2 separate regions of the Homo sapiens genome follow, and region 2 is linked to region 1. Evidence: chromatin contacts called from ENCODE Hi-C or POLR2A ChIA-PET data. All regions are on one chromosome and are shown on one strand. Each heading gives the region's core, a stretch centred on a gene start or an enhancer-like site at or near the end of the contact. The rest is flanking DNA. Distances are from core to core; before and after follow the strand shown. Region 1 overlaps DOCK4 (dedicator of cytokinesis 4). Region 2 overlaps DOCK4 (dedicator of cytokinesis 4).

Evidence for each region. A loop is a pair of places that touch in the nucleus more often than their neighbours do. ChIA-PET counts read pairs that join two places held with the same protein, here RNA polymerase II (POLR2A). Pooled maps may share reads with other maps.
Region 2: a loop to region 1 is called in a map of IMR-90, with 1.9 times the contacts of the local background. The contact joins two enhancer-like sites. A Hi-C loop is called at or near these places in 2 of 168 maps with a recorded cell type or tissue (IMR-90 and posterior cingulate gyrus) and 4 of 50 pooled maps. POLR2A ChIA-PET finds 5 or more read pairs at or near these places in 2 of 52 experiments (H1 and PC-3).

Annotation. Positions count from the first base shown.
Region 1 is chr7:112,158,445-112,164,813 of GRCh38, forward strand. The region is part of intron 1 of DOCK4 (dedicator of cytokinesis 4); the gene reads right to left. Among named protein-coding and RNA genes, the nearest start is that of DOCK4, 45 kb to the right of the region's middle. RefSeq lists an enhancer at 3,521-4,061. Within about 2 kb of position 3,832, at least 7 of the 41 ENCODE cell types and tissues checked have a DNase peak (open chromatin) inside an H3K27ac peak, as active enhancers do.
Region 2 is chr7:112,109,438-112,115,806 of GRCh38, forward strand. All of the region lies in intron 1 of DOCK4 (dedicator of cytokinesis 4), which reads right to left. Among named protein-coding and RNA genes, the nearest start is that of DOCK4, 94 kb to the right of the region's middle. Within about 2 kb of position 3,499, at least 7 of the 41 ENCODE cell types and tissues checked have a DNase peak (open chromatin) inside an H3K27ac peak, as active enhancers do.

The DNA of each region.
Region 1 (6,369 bases), core at 2,582-5,081:
CTTTTTAAAATAGTCCTTGGAATTCCAAAACACAATGAATTTTGATCAAATACAAGAACTGATAAGGTTCATAAAATAATCTTCAAGATACTAGTTATATACTTACAGTATTGCATTTACTTTTCTAAATAATACTTGGGCAATCAATGCTGTTAAAATGCTAAATCCTCTTTATTCATATATAAGAAGTCTCTCTTTTACTAAGGTTATCAGTGTCAAATACTGAAAATTTCAAAGAAACTATCACTTTTAATATACTTAGCAAATTTCAAAGGGTATTTCAATAAAAGTAGTTAGAGAAGCTTTGTAATAAATGGCTAAAAACTATTTTTAATGAGCTTCTCAATTGTTTGGTTATAAATGGATGTTTCTCAAGCTCCTGACAGCACTTAAAAATCATTTGTTTCCATAAGTATTTTAAATATTCCTTGCCCATTCTCTTTTACTACTAGCACAGTTTAAGGTTTACACGGCAGGTAAAGTTCAGCCCAGCTTCATCTAAGTTACTACAAGCCAACTAAATGAATCCCATTACTGAAGCCAGCAATATTTACCAAGTGGCCTGCTCTGTGTTGGTTGCTATGAAGGATGTAACAGAAGCCAAACAGTTGGTCACAATTTATACTTGTGAATGTAACCAAATGCCTTCAGTATCCTCCCTACCAGTACATCACTGCAAATACGCCCTCCTAGAAATATGTTATTGTCTCATAAAATGATGTTCTAGCATCTTTTCAAGTCTCTACCACTCTACAAAACCCTACCACCATCTCATTACTTGACTGGCGCTGCCTTTCTTCCCTTCCCAATCTTTCTCACATCTGCATCTCTTCTTCCTCCCGCCCTCAACATCCCTGTTCAGGCCCCTATCACGTAGTCTCTGCAGCAGTCCCTCAACCCTTCTCATCCTCATCGCTCCCTGGTGCGTGTCCACCACCTTTATCACCACCACTCCCATTCTCAAATGCATTCATAGCCCAACCTGGTCTGGCATAAGTCCTCCATTATTTGATTCCATCCTGAGTTTCTAACCTATGTTTTTCCTACTTCTCTAAACACACTCCTCAACTACAGACAAACGGCCCTACTTCCTCCTGTCAAAACACAGTTCGTACTTCCGTATTTCTTTTGCTCTAACAGTTGTCTCCCTGACAAGGATGTGTCACGTTCCGTCCAAGTCTTATCCATCTGTTGGGATCTAGCACTTATATGACCCTCCTACCCCAGACGCTTTCCCTATCCCAATAACAATTCTGTCTTCCCACATTTCCACAAAATAGTCACAATTTGGGGTAACTGCATATACCTTCCCTCTGTAGCCAGGATGTAAGCTTCTAAAACAAGCATTTTGTATTATACTTATGTATAATAATACATAATATTATGTATATATATACATAATATATATACATAATGTATATACATATACACATATATATATACACACATAATGTATATAATACATAATAATCCCAAATACCCGAATCCCAAATCCCAAAACCCAAAATCCAAAATGCTCCCAAATCCAAAATTTCTGGAGTACCAACATGACACTCCAATGAGCATTTCAGGCTTATAGATTTGGGATGCTCAACCAGTAAATATAATGCAAATATTTAAAAATCAAAACAAAAATGTGAAATATGAAACGCTTCTGGTCCCAAGCATTTCAGATAAAGACTACTCAACCTGTATTCTCCTCTGTCTATCTCAGTGCACTGCAGTCAGAGCAAGGGCTCCAAGTATATCCGACTCTGTGACTCAGCTCATCTGTAAACAGAGGCTCCTGCTTTACCTCTCTCAGAGGGCTTTTGTGAATATCAAATGAGATGATAAGATGTTTCTTTTGAAAACACTCTGCAAATTGAATTGGTGGGATAATTTAATTGAGAAGGCAAATGTACACTCACACAATGCCAGAGAACAGTATGATATCTAGATCTTAACAGTATTAAAATGCCACAGGAATCCAAAGACAGTACAAACCACATCAGGTTCCATGGGATTCTTGGGGCAAATTTTCCCTGAAGAGAATGATTTGATGCAAGCTCTGAGGGAGGAGCAACTAAGACAAAGGAAACCTATCAAGCTGGCCCAATCTCTGGAAAGTATCTTAATCTATTTAGTAAATCAGCAAGACTCTGAACATGGCAGTCAGAGGTTACACAGAAATCTGAACAGCCCTGGGTTATCTCCTTAAGCAGGCACCCCCACTGCCCCAGCCAGAGGTCAGTGGCCACTGCAGGAAAGAAAACAGAATGTTCCTTCAGCAGGGAACAACAATTAATTTGTCAAACTTTAGCTTTCTATACACTTATCTTTCGAAACAACTTACTTGTACTTGGCTATAGCCTCTATTAAAGATCCTATCGCGGCATTCATCAGTTTACATTTCATCAGTTTTTCCTGAGAATGAAGGCTGAGCAAATATTTTCACGGGCTAACATCGACTCTGAGCTCTATTAAGCAGGACTCGAGGCCCCCCATCAAGATCACCACTGTGGCCCTGTACCTCTTGTTCTCTGGTATAGACATTTAACTAATATTTGCAGGGGGACAGAAAGACTTAACAACTCAAGTGAGTCATAGGCTTTAATAATTAAGTTAGCCTTGAAAGCAGACATGTACTTTTGTAAGTGGCAAATTTCCTACTGATTCCTTTCCTGTTATGATGTCTACCTGGCGACCGCTAGTCAGTCTTCAAATAGACCCCATATACAAATATTTCTAGAACACTGAACATATTTGTTACTACCTATATAAGTCCAATATAAAAGAAAAGGTTGAGAAAAAAAAAGTCTGTGGACTTGTTTTAAAACTTGCTGCACTTGTTTTAAAAACTGAATAGGATGTATGCCCATTGCAAAATCCACGTAAGAAAATTTCATACACTGTACCAGGTAACCTGGATGCTAACAGCATGAAACAATCTGGCCAGACACATAGTAATGGGAAGGAAAGATACATAGATCTTTCATGTCTGGCATGGAAAACCTAATAGAAAGCTACACTTCCTATAAATTTTAATTAGACTAGAAAGGGTAACCAGAGAATTTTGCTTTGACCCTGGGATCTGTCTTTATCATTGTGTCAACCTGTGAAACACAAAAGCAGCATATTCATTCTGCATTCCAATGTCAAGCAGCAAATTTTTTAGGGTAGGAAAAAAAGGCAGTCTGTACTGACTAGAGAGGTTGGGCTGATTTATGTGATGTCAGAGATGCTTTACTTATGGAAGGAAGGTAGGTTAAGCTCTCCTGGGGATGACTTGAGCTCTGGTACAGTCTCTCTGGAACACTTAAATAATATCAATAGTTCACTTATGACATTTACACATCTTGGTTAATGTGGCATAACAAAACTGGAGAACCTTTATGCCAAGGTAATTTTTTTCCACAGTGACTGTAAGTAAAGGATAACAAAACGCCTGCATCCTGAGCATCCTAACTACAGAGAATTCTGAACTCACAGTTGCTACTCCCCATCCAGACTGGTTTCAACTTCCCAAGATCTTAAGATTTGGAGGATAGAAATGGGGGTGTACTGTTACTAATGTGTTTGTATAAAAGCTTGTGAAAAAGTTTCCCTTTGTATGACAGTATAAGTACAAACAATTGATTTAAAAAATGATAATGTAAATTTTTTATATGTGTCACAATTTTTATTTTGCGTATTCCCAAAGAAAGTAAGTAATTCCAAATAGCGTGAAGCCTCATTTATCTGGCATCAAGAGAGCAGAGCTCTGGAGGAGTGGTTTCCTGAATAACAAACACTCTGCCATTCATTTGCCTGGAGTGGAAGTGTTGTCTCTGCCTGCCAGCACTCCTCCCCTGCAGAGCCTCCCCTCCTCCACTCTGCAGGGCCTGGGCTGGGCTGTCACTCTTGGTACCCCAGCCCCCTTGCCTCAGAGGAAACACATGACTCAGACTGGACCAAGCTCTCATCATCCCCCTGGATACAGTGGTACAACCAGAAGTAGGAATGTGACCCAAGCAGGACCTGTGCCCTTTCACTTAGTTTTGTGTATAGATGTTGGGAGGAAGAGAGTGTCTGTCTGTCTCTTTCTTTCTCTCTCTCTCTCTCTCTCTCTCTCCCCCCTCTCCCTGCCACCCACACACCCCACTCCCCTCTCTCTTTTTCTATCCAAAATCCTAACCATGTAAACTTGGAGCAAAAGCAACGGAGTCCTAAGAAACTCCATATAACCTCTGCCCCTGGACTACTTTGAGGAGGGTTTTTATCACTTTCAACTAAAAGAATACTGGTTCACACAATGTACAAAGTTCATCTGGCTAAACTTTACCTGATGTTATAGGAAACCTCAAAATGAACAGCATGCTTCTCTACCTTGAAAAAAGAAGCCATAGTAAACACGATTTTATCTTTTTTATCTAGTCACTTACTTAAACCCTAACATATAATGTTCTCAAGCACTATTGAATTATCCAAGGACACTTGACTTTCCAGTAAATAGGCAGACACTTCTTTGTAACAGATTTCTTTGTTCATTATACTGTATGCAACGTAACACTGCCTGAGTGTGGGGAGCCAGACGTCAACTTATCCTCCTTTGTAGCTGCTACTGCCTCTACTGCCATATCCTACAACAACTTTTAGGTGGGTTTTTCCTAAACAATTAATCATTTACCAAAAAGGAATAAATTAAGACACGGCAAGCTAGTTATTAGGAATGACTAATCACATCATGTCCTTTGTCTCACAAGGAACAGAGCTTCACTCAAGTTATAAGACAAACAAATAAAAAGAATGGGTTTGGGGGAACCACTCTGACGTGGCCTAACCCCCATACCCCAGCATCCTGCCCTCCTCCCTCCCCTCCCCATTTTCTCCCTTCCTCTGTGCACAGCATGCTCCACTCTCATCAATGCCCTGGCCAACAAGGCATCTTTGTTGCCTGCATCCTTTAATGACTACCCTCTTCCCTGGGCTATAAATCTCCTTTCTCATAGCTAACTGACTTAATCTCCAACTTCTCAGGTATAACGTCCTAAAAGAGAAATTTGGCCTAGCTCTTTATGACCTAAGCCAAAATCATGCCAATGTCAGCCAATGAATGGTTGTCTTTCGGTTGTGTGCACATTCCTGGCACAAGTGGCATTTATTGACTTATTATTTATTTAATTATTTATTTAACATTTACATAGAGCATAGTATAGGCAAGGCAGATACTCTTCTCAGCGATTTACAAATATTGATTAATTTAATAGTCATAATAAATCAATGAAATAATTATTACCCCATTTTACAAATGAAGAAACTAAGGCTTAGAGAGGTTAAGTAAATTGCCCCAGACCCACAGCCAGTAAGTAGACTTGAACTGCCTGGTGACAGAAGTTATACTCTCAACCTTTATGCCATGGAAAAATTCATGATCAGTTAGAACTGCAAGGGGCTAAGCAAGCACACACATTGATATGTGTCTAGCACATATTCATCCATCCTTTCATCCAAGTGTTTTGAGCATTTATTATGTACCAAACACATTTTAGTCCCTGAGAAGACAGCAGTAAACAAAACACACACAGACCCTATCTTGGCCAGGCCCAGAGGCTCATGCGTATAATCCCCAACACTTTGGAAGGCTAAGGTGGAGAATTGCTTGAGGCCAGGAGTTCAAGACCAGCCTGGACAACATAGAGAAACACCATCACTACCAAAAAAATTTTTTTAATTAGCTGGGTGTGGTGGCGCATGCCTCTAGGAGGCTGAGGTGGGAGAATTGCTTGAGCCAGAAGTTTGAAGGTGTAGTGAGCTATGATCAAGCCACTGCACTCCAGCCTGGGTGACAGAGTGAGACCCTGTCTCTAAAAAAAGAAAAAAGACCCTGTCTTGAAGGCATTTGTATTCTAATCATATTAATATCACCCTGCACATCTTTACTGGTTATATAGCAAGCTTAGTGTTCTTTAAATATATACATATATAACTGTCTTAAAGTCTGCATATAACCATATTAATAAAGTACACATTTTATAAACATTTGAAAACTGAATTAATAATAATACTCATAGCTGTTATTCTCTAATCTATCTGGATTACTTACTCTGTGCCAGGAACTATACTAAGTATGTACTGCTTCATTTATATACTCTATACACACACACACGACTTTGTGTTCTATCTAAAATTCAACACATGGAAAAGTCTCTCATCTCTCCAATCTTAGAATTAGTCAGAGAGCCTGTTTTACACTCAATACTTACAATTATTTTTAAAAACCTTTCTGGGGCATTAAGTATGCCAGACATCATGCTAAATGCATTGCATGCCTTACTTGTTGAATCTTTGTGACCATCCTGAAGTGGGTACTGTTATTTCATCACACAGATGAGGAAGCTAAGGCTTAAA
Region 2 (6,369 bases), core at 2,249-4,748, 49 kb before region 1:
AAAAAGCAGGACTGTTCTTTTGAAGAAAATGCTCTATAAAGCAGGCAATCTACCTCTCACATAAATGCAACTAGCTTTCATGATAGAAACTCCTGGGCTACCTGCTCTCTCAAGGTAAAACTACTGAACTAAAAATAAGAATGTATTGATTTTCAGCGATAGTGTGCCCCTGCAGAAAAGGAAAGTCCTCAAGTTTTAACAAGTTCGAAGAGAAGGTAGTTATTGGACAACTGCTACATATTTGTGAGTAGCCAGAGTCCATTTCTATATATAGCACTATTTTTTTTTAAGCTGCAGTAAAATCATCTTTTTTTTTTTTTTTTTTGAGACGGAGTCTCGCTCTGTCGCCCAGGCTGGAGTGCAGTGGCGGGATCTCGGCTCACTGCAAGCTCCGCCTCCCGGGTTCACGCCATTCTCCTGCCTCAGCCTCCCAAGTAGCTGGGACTACAGGCGCCCGCCATCACGCCCGGCTAATTTTTTTGTGTTTTTTAGGAGACGGGGTTTCACTGTGTTAGCCAGGATGGTCTCGATCTCCTGACCTCGTGATCCGCCCGCCTCGGCCTCCCAAAGTGCTGGGATTACAGGCGTGAGCCACCGCGCCCGGCCGTAAAATCATCTTTGAACACAGCATTGTATCCATAGCAAAGTCATTTGTGGATGCCCTCTCAGAGAAGCCAAAGGGCTGCCAAATATGAATAGGAGCTTCCAAGTCTCCTACTATTGTTTTCTTTCATTAAATTGTATTATCCTAACAGATAACTTCCCAATAAAGGTAAAAAATTTAAATACTAAAAAAACTGCTCTTAAAAACATTGCTAACACTTGCAGAATTCAATTTTGATTAAAAGTCCAAGATGAGTATTTCATATGGGTTTGTGCAGTGGCATGCAAACCACCTTTCACATTCATCACTCTGTGGATTGAGTCCAGGGTGATATATTTATAGATCTACTACGTGTCCATCCATCTTAGAGCCATAGTCTTCAGAGACATGACTAGGTATGCCAAAAAACCAAATGGGATAGAATACACTTAAATGTTATTACCCCTGCATCAGTGCCCTGACATTGGGCCTGTCCAGGGAGGAGCCACATGGTGAACACGATCTTCAGGTCACATTCATCAGTGGGCAGAGGCAGGGTAAAGGACAAATCTGGCAAGTGTCATGCATGGGGGAGTCATCCAGGAATCTCTGAGCCAAAGAGGTGGTGGCCCTGCTTTCAGGGGAGACCTCATCTCTGCCTGGAGTGACTTCTGGATTGTAGCCTTTCAGATTAAAGATTCCTCAACCCTATCATGGGCTGCTCTGAGGACCCTCCTTCAGACACTTCCAGTATAGACACAGTATCCACTGCTTGGGGAAGTCAGACTGGTGGTCAGCTGGAGGGGTGGCTTACATGCTGCAGGAGGAGGCTGTCCCACAGGGGCAACTCCGCTCCCCACGGAAATGTGCGGACCCTCACTCCCTGCCAGCGTCTTCCCCATTCAGAATGCACCTGTACCTCAGCAAAAAGAATCCCTGCCCATGTTCTAACGAATCCCCAAACCCCCATTGCCCCTTGGATGTCCACCCTTGAGTGGAGTATAAGGCGTGCGGGTGACCTACATCAGAAACAGGGTGTGATCATTTCTGAAAAGCACCCACCGCAGGTGATGTCATTGAGGTACAGGAAGAGTGGTCTTTTAGTTCATCACATCTGGGGCCTCTGGTCCTGGCACAAGCTCAATAGCTAGTGCCTGACAGCATTCAAGTAGATCACATGACACCCAGGAGGGGTTGTGAGGACTCTGGGGAAGAAAAGCCATCTCCAGTGGGGCAGGGAAGCCTTGAGGTCTGAGAGGTAGGTATGAGGATGCTAGGGGTATGACCCACCTTGTGTGTGGAGGGAGGGGGTAGGGAAGGCCTCAGTTCTCATTATTTCTGCCTTCTTCTCCTTAGGACATAGGCGGGGGTCTCAGGTGTATCCATATCAAGCTGAGAAAAACACTTTAATTTCACAAATTGGTGGAAAACCACCAGTTTATACTGACATCATTTAGCCTATATTGAACTTACACCTATGTTAGGCATTTTCACAAGTCTTTTGTTATCTTGCCATTTTTTTTATTTTAATTCTAGACAGTAATTTCTATTTTTCATATTTAACCATCTTAATGTTCATGAGCTCTAATTCAGAAAATGTATCACTCCCTAACCTTCAGTTCCATCTTTGGCTTTTGCTCTCCAGAACTCATGTGATAGTGTCCTGACCTGCACAGGACCAAGTTCCTAATATAAGGGCCAGGGGCGAGGTCCCTGTTCTGGGCAGAGTAGGACCTGCCGGCCTAACCTGGAATTGTCAGATACTTTAAATAAGTACAGACTTCTTCATTCATGTAAAAAAGAGTTGAGTAGGCTACATAAAATCCACATGGGCCATTTCCAAGAGCCTCTGTGATTCTGCTCAGACCCAACTTGGATGAAGACTTTTCCACACCCATCCAGAAAATTCTGCTCACAGTAAACGGGAAGTGAGTGGAAGTGCCAGGATGCTCACACCCACACAACTGTACCAACACCTGTAGCATCTCTCTCCTCTCAAATCTTTGTTTTTAGTTTCTAGCCACCAGCTTACCCTCTCTTTGCCTTCCCCATGAGAGGTGATATGATTTGGATGTGTGTCCCCTCCAAATCTCATGTTGAAATGTGACCTCCAATGTTGGAGGTGGGCTTAGTGGGCTGGGCTTGGGTCATGGCGGCAGATCCTTCATGAATGGCTTGGTGCCTTCACTGTTGTAATGAGTTCATATGAGAACTGGTTGATCAAAGGAACATAGCATCTCTTTTGCTCCCTCTCTCACCCTGTGAAACGCCTGCTCCCTCTTCACCTTCCGCCATGGTTGTAAGCTTCCTGAGGCCTTCACCAGAAGAAGACGCTGGAGCTGGCTGGGTGTGGTGGCTCATGCCTGTAATCCCAACACTTTGGAAGGCCGAGGCGGGCAGATCACAAGGTCAGGAGTTCGAGACCAGCCTGGCCAGTATGGTGAAACCCCATCTCTACTAAAAATACAAAAAAACTAGCCGGGTGTGGTGGTGGGCACCTGTAGTCCTACCTACTCAGGAGGCTGAGGCAGGAGAATCACTGGAACCCAGGAGGTGAAGGTTGCAGTGAGCTGAGATAGTGCCACTGCACTCCAGCCTAGGCAATAGAGGGAGACTCCAACTCAAAAAAAAAAACAAAAGAAGATGCTGGAACCATGCTTCTTATACAGTCTACAGAACTGTGAGCCCAATAAGCCTCTTTTCTTTATAAATTACCCAGCCTCAGGTATTTCTTTATAGCAAAGAAACAGTGGCTCACACAAGAGGCCTCTCAATCTCATTGGCTCTTGATTCCTCCTCAGGTACCTTTCAGTAGCCTCTCATCTCTCCCAATTGCCCACACAGAAAAATTGCATATTCTATTCCAGTTTCTACCTCAATTCTTGTATCCCTGACCTCAGCACTGTCTTCAAGGACGTGACAGGCTGTTGTTGTGAAACAGCTGACTGTGTACTCAGGAAACCACAGATTTTTTCCCGACTAGGGTTTTTAGAAGGCAGGAGTGGATTACTAATAGGAAAGAGAAATTATACTACTGCATATTCAATAAAAACGAGCATGCAAATAAAGAACAACAACAAATTAGGTCAGAGGCTATGGTGAAAGGAGCCATTATTAGGAAATTCCTGAGGCAAAGTGGGGTGTTGGCCAAGTTCTAGCAGTTTAAAAGCCAAAGAGATCTGTTCGTGAGTTCCCAAATACAAACGCCAGTATTGAAGACCAAGGAAGAAAATTTGTAGTGTGTAGGAACAACAGAAGAACTAGGACCCTGGTAAAACAGCTGGGATGAGGAGGAGAGGGCAACTCTGCACAAGATCAGGGGTTCTGACACTAAGGTCAGTGGGCCAGAGAGGACTAAATTGTAGTACCACAAAAGATTTTTTTTAAAGGGAAATTATGATTATTAAGGCAGGTAAGGAGAGAAAAAAATCACATTGGAAAATTGGTTTCTCTGTATCTTACTCCATAAAAGTCTCCCCCAAGTAGACAAGCTTTAATATGTTTAGCTTCTTTTCCAAAAATTCAATAAAGAATTTTTTAAAAATTAAAAAATATGTATGTATATATTTCAGAGATAGGGTCTTGCTCTATTGCCCAGGCTGGAGTACAGGGGTGCAATCATAGCTCATTGCAGCCTCCAACTCCTGGCCTCAAACAATCCTCATCCCTCCTGAGTAGCTGAGACTTCAGGCATGCACCACCATACTTGGCTGATTTTTTTTTTTTTTTTTTTTTTTTTTTTTTTTTTTTTTTTTTTTGTAGAGACAGTCTTGCTGTGTTGTTAGGCTGTTCTCAAACTTCTGGCCTTAGTGACCCTCCTGCCTTGTCCTCCCAAAGTACTGGGAATACAGGCATGAGCCACCATGCTTCGCCTGGATTTTTAGAAATGTGTATCAGGACCCAGCCTGATATAAATTTAGCAAATTTTGGCAAAGCCATCATTTTTCTTTACCCCTAGCCCCACAAACAGCTCTTGCCTTGAATTCCTTGTTTCTTTAAAAGTACTACTGTTTTTTAAGTCCACTGGCTTGAAGAAGCTATGGTTTTTGGCTTTTCTTCCAACCATCCCCAATGCAGGGGCCAAATCCTGGAAACTCAACCTACTTCATTGTGTTCCTGAAGAAGACATAAACAATGAGCCATCCTGCCTCCTTGAGCTATCCCCATCCTGGTCAAGCCTTCATGACACGGTCATTCCCCACCACTAATACTGGAAAATGTTGGTTCACCTGTAATACAGATCATCCAAATGTTGATGCATTTCATTATACAATATAAAAGTAAAAAGTCTAAAAGTGTTGGTATGCTGTTATGTTCTCAGTGGCAGAAATAACACATTTTCCAAAATTTGCATTTTTGCTTGAAAGTTCAAATTTTATCATTGGCAATAAATGTTGTCAACTGTTTACCTTGAAGTGACAGGCTCTTGTTATTCATTTCCAAAAAAATGTCTGTCAAACACCAAAGTCTGAGTAACTATTGTGTGTCAGTCTACCAAGTAAAATGATATTCCATGAAAAAACTGTCTAGTTCACTTGTTTTCACTCTAATATTTGTGGAAGTGTTTTTCCTCAAGACAACCAGCATTCTCTAGTACACAGCACAAGTAATTTATGTGTGCTTCCTATCTTGTCCCACAGAATATTAAAAAGATGTGAACCCGAGGGACTGAGATTTTTATTGCTTCATCAAGGACATTCTTAAGTGAAACTCCTATTTTTTCTGCAAGAACAAAAAGAGGTAAAAATTACAATCACTACAGTTTGGTGCCAGGGTCTTGATTCACACTAAGTAGCCAGAAGTTTTCCCAGCATTGCTTTTGCACCATTGACACAAACATCAAATCCAAAGTAAAAAGGCGGACAACATCTTACAATTATCATGAAAATAATTTTGCCCTTACAGACTCTCCAGAAGGGTCTCAGGGACCCCTAGACTCCACCTTGAGAGCACCTACTAAAGACCATTAAAACCCATTCCCAACAGGCCTGCCTCTCTCCAGTCTATCTATACTGCAGACATTTTTATTTCTGGCTTACCCTAATATCTAGTCAAGCAGAATTTGGGCTCTCCCAGCTGGGCATTTGCCCCTAAAATTCCCTCTGCCCAGAATACACCTATCAATATCTGACTGTTGTTTCAACCTGTGGTTTGCACCAATGGCTGCGTAAAAGAATCACCTGGCAATCTTTAAAAAATATATACAGAAAAAAATCTATTCCAAAGCTCTTCCCTTTAGAGACTTTTACTTAATTTGAATAGGGCCTAGCCTAGGAATAGATATTTTTCAGTGCTATCTAGGTGACACTCAGTTCAGACGCAGTGAGTCCATCTGATGTGCTACTTCCTGAAAGAACACCATTTAGATTCTTCCAGAACAGGTGCACTCCTGCTTTGGACACCTGCAGCCTACTGTTCTCACCTCCTCCATGGCACATTTCATTTCTGTCTTGCAGTCTGACTATTGTTCTGTTTATCTCATCTTTCAACTACGCTTCAGACTCCTTGGAGGTAGCACCTTGCCTCACTCCTCACTGTATCCTCTGCCATGCTAAGCATGGTGCCATGCCCAGGACAGAGATCCAACATATGCCATCTATCAATCCACCCATTCATCCATCCATCCATCCACCCATCCATCCATCCATCCATCATCTATGTAATCTATTTATCTATCTATTAACAGAGTCTCACTTTTTTGCCCAGGCTGGAGTGCAGTGGTGCGATCATAGGTCACTGCAGCCTCTAACTCCTAGGCTCAAGTGATCCTCCTGCCTCAGCCTCCT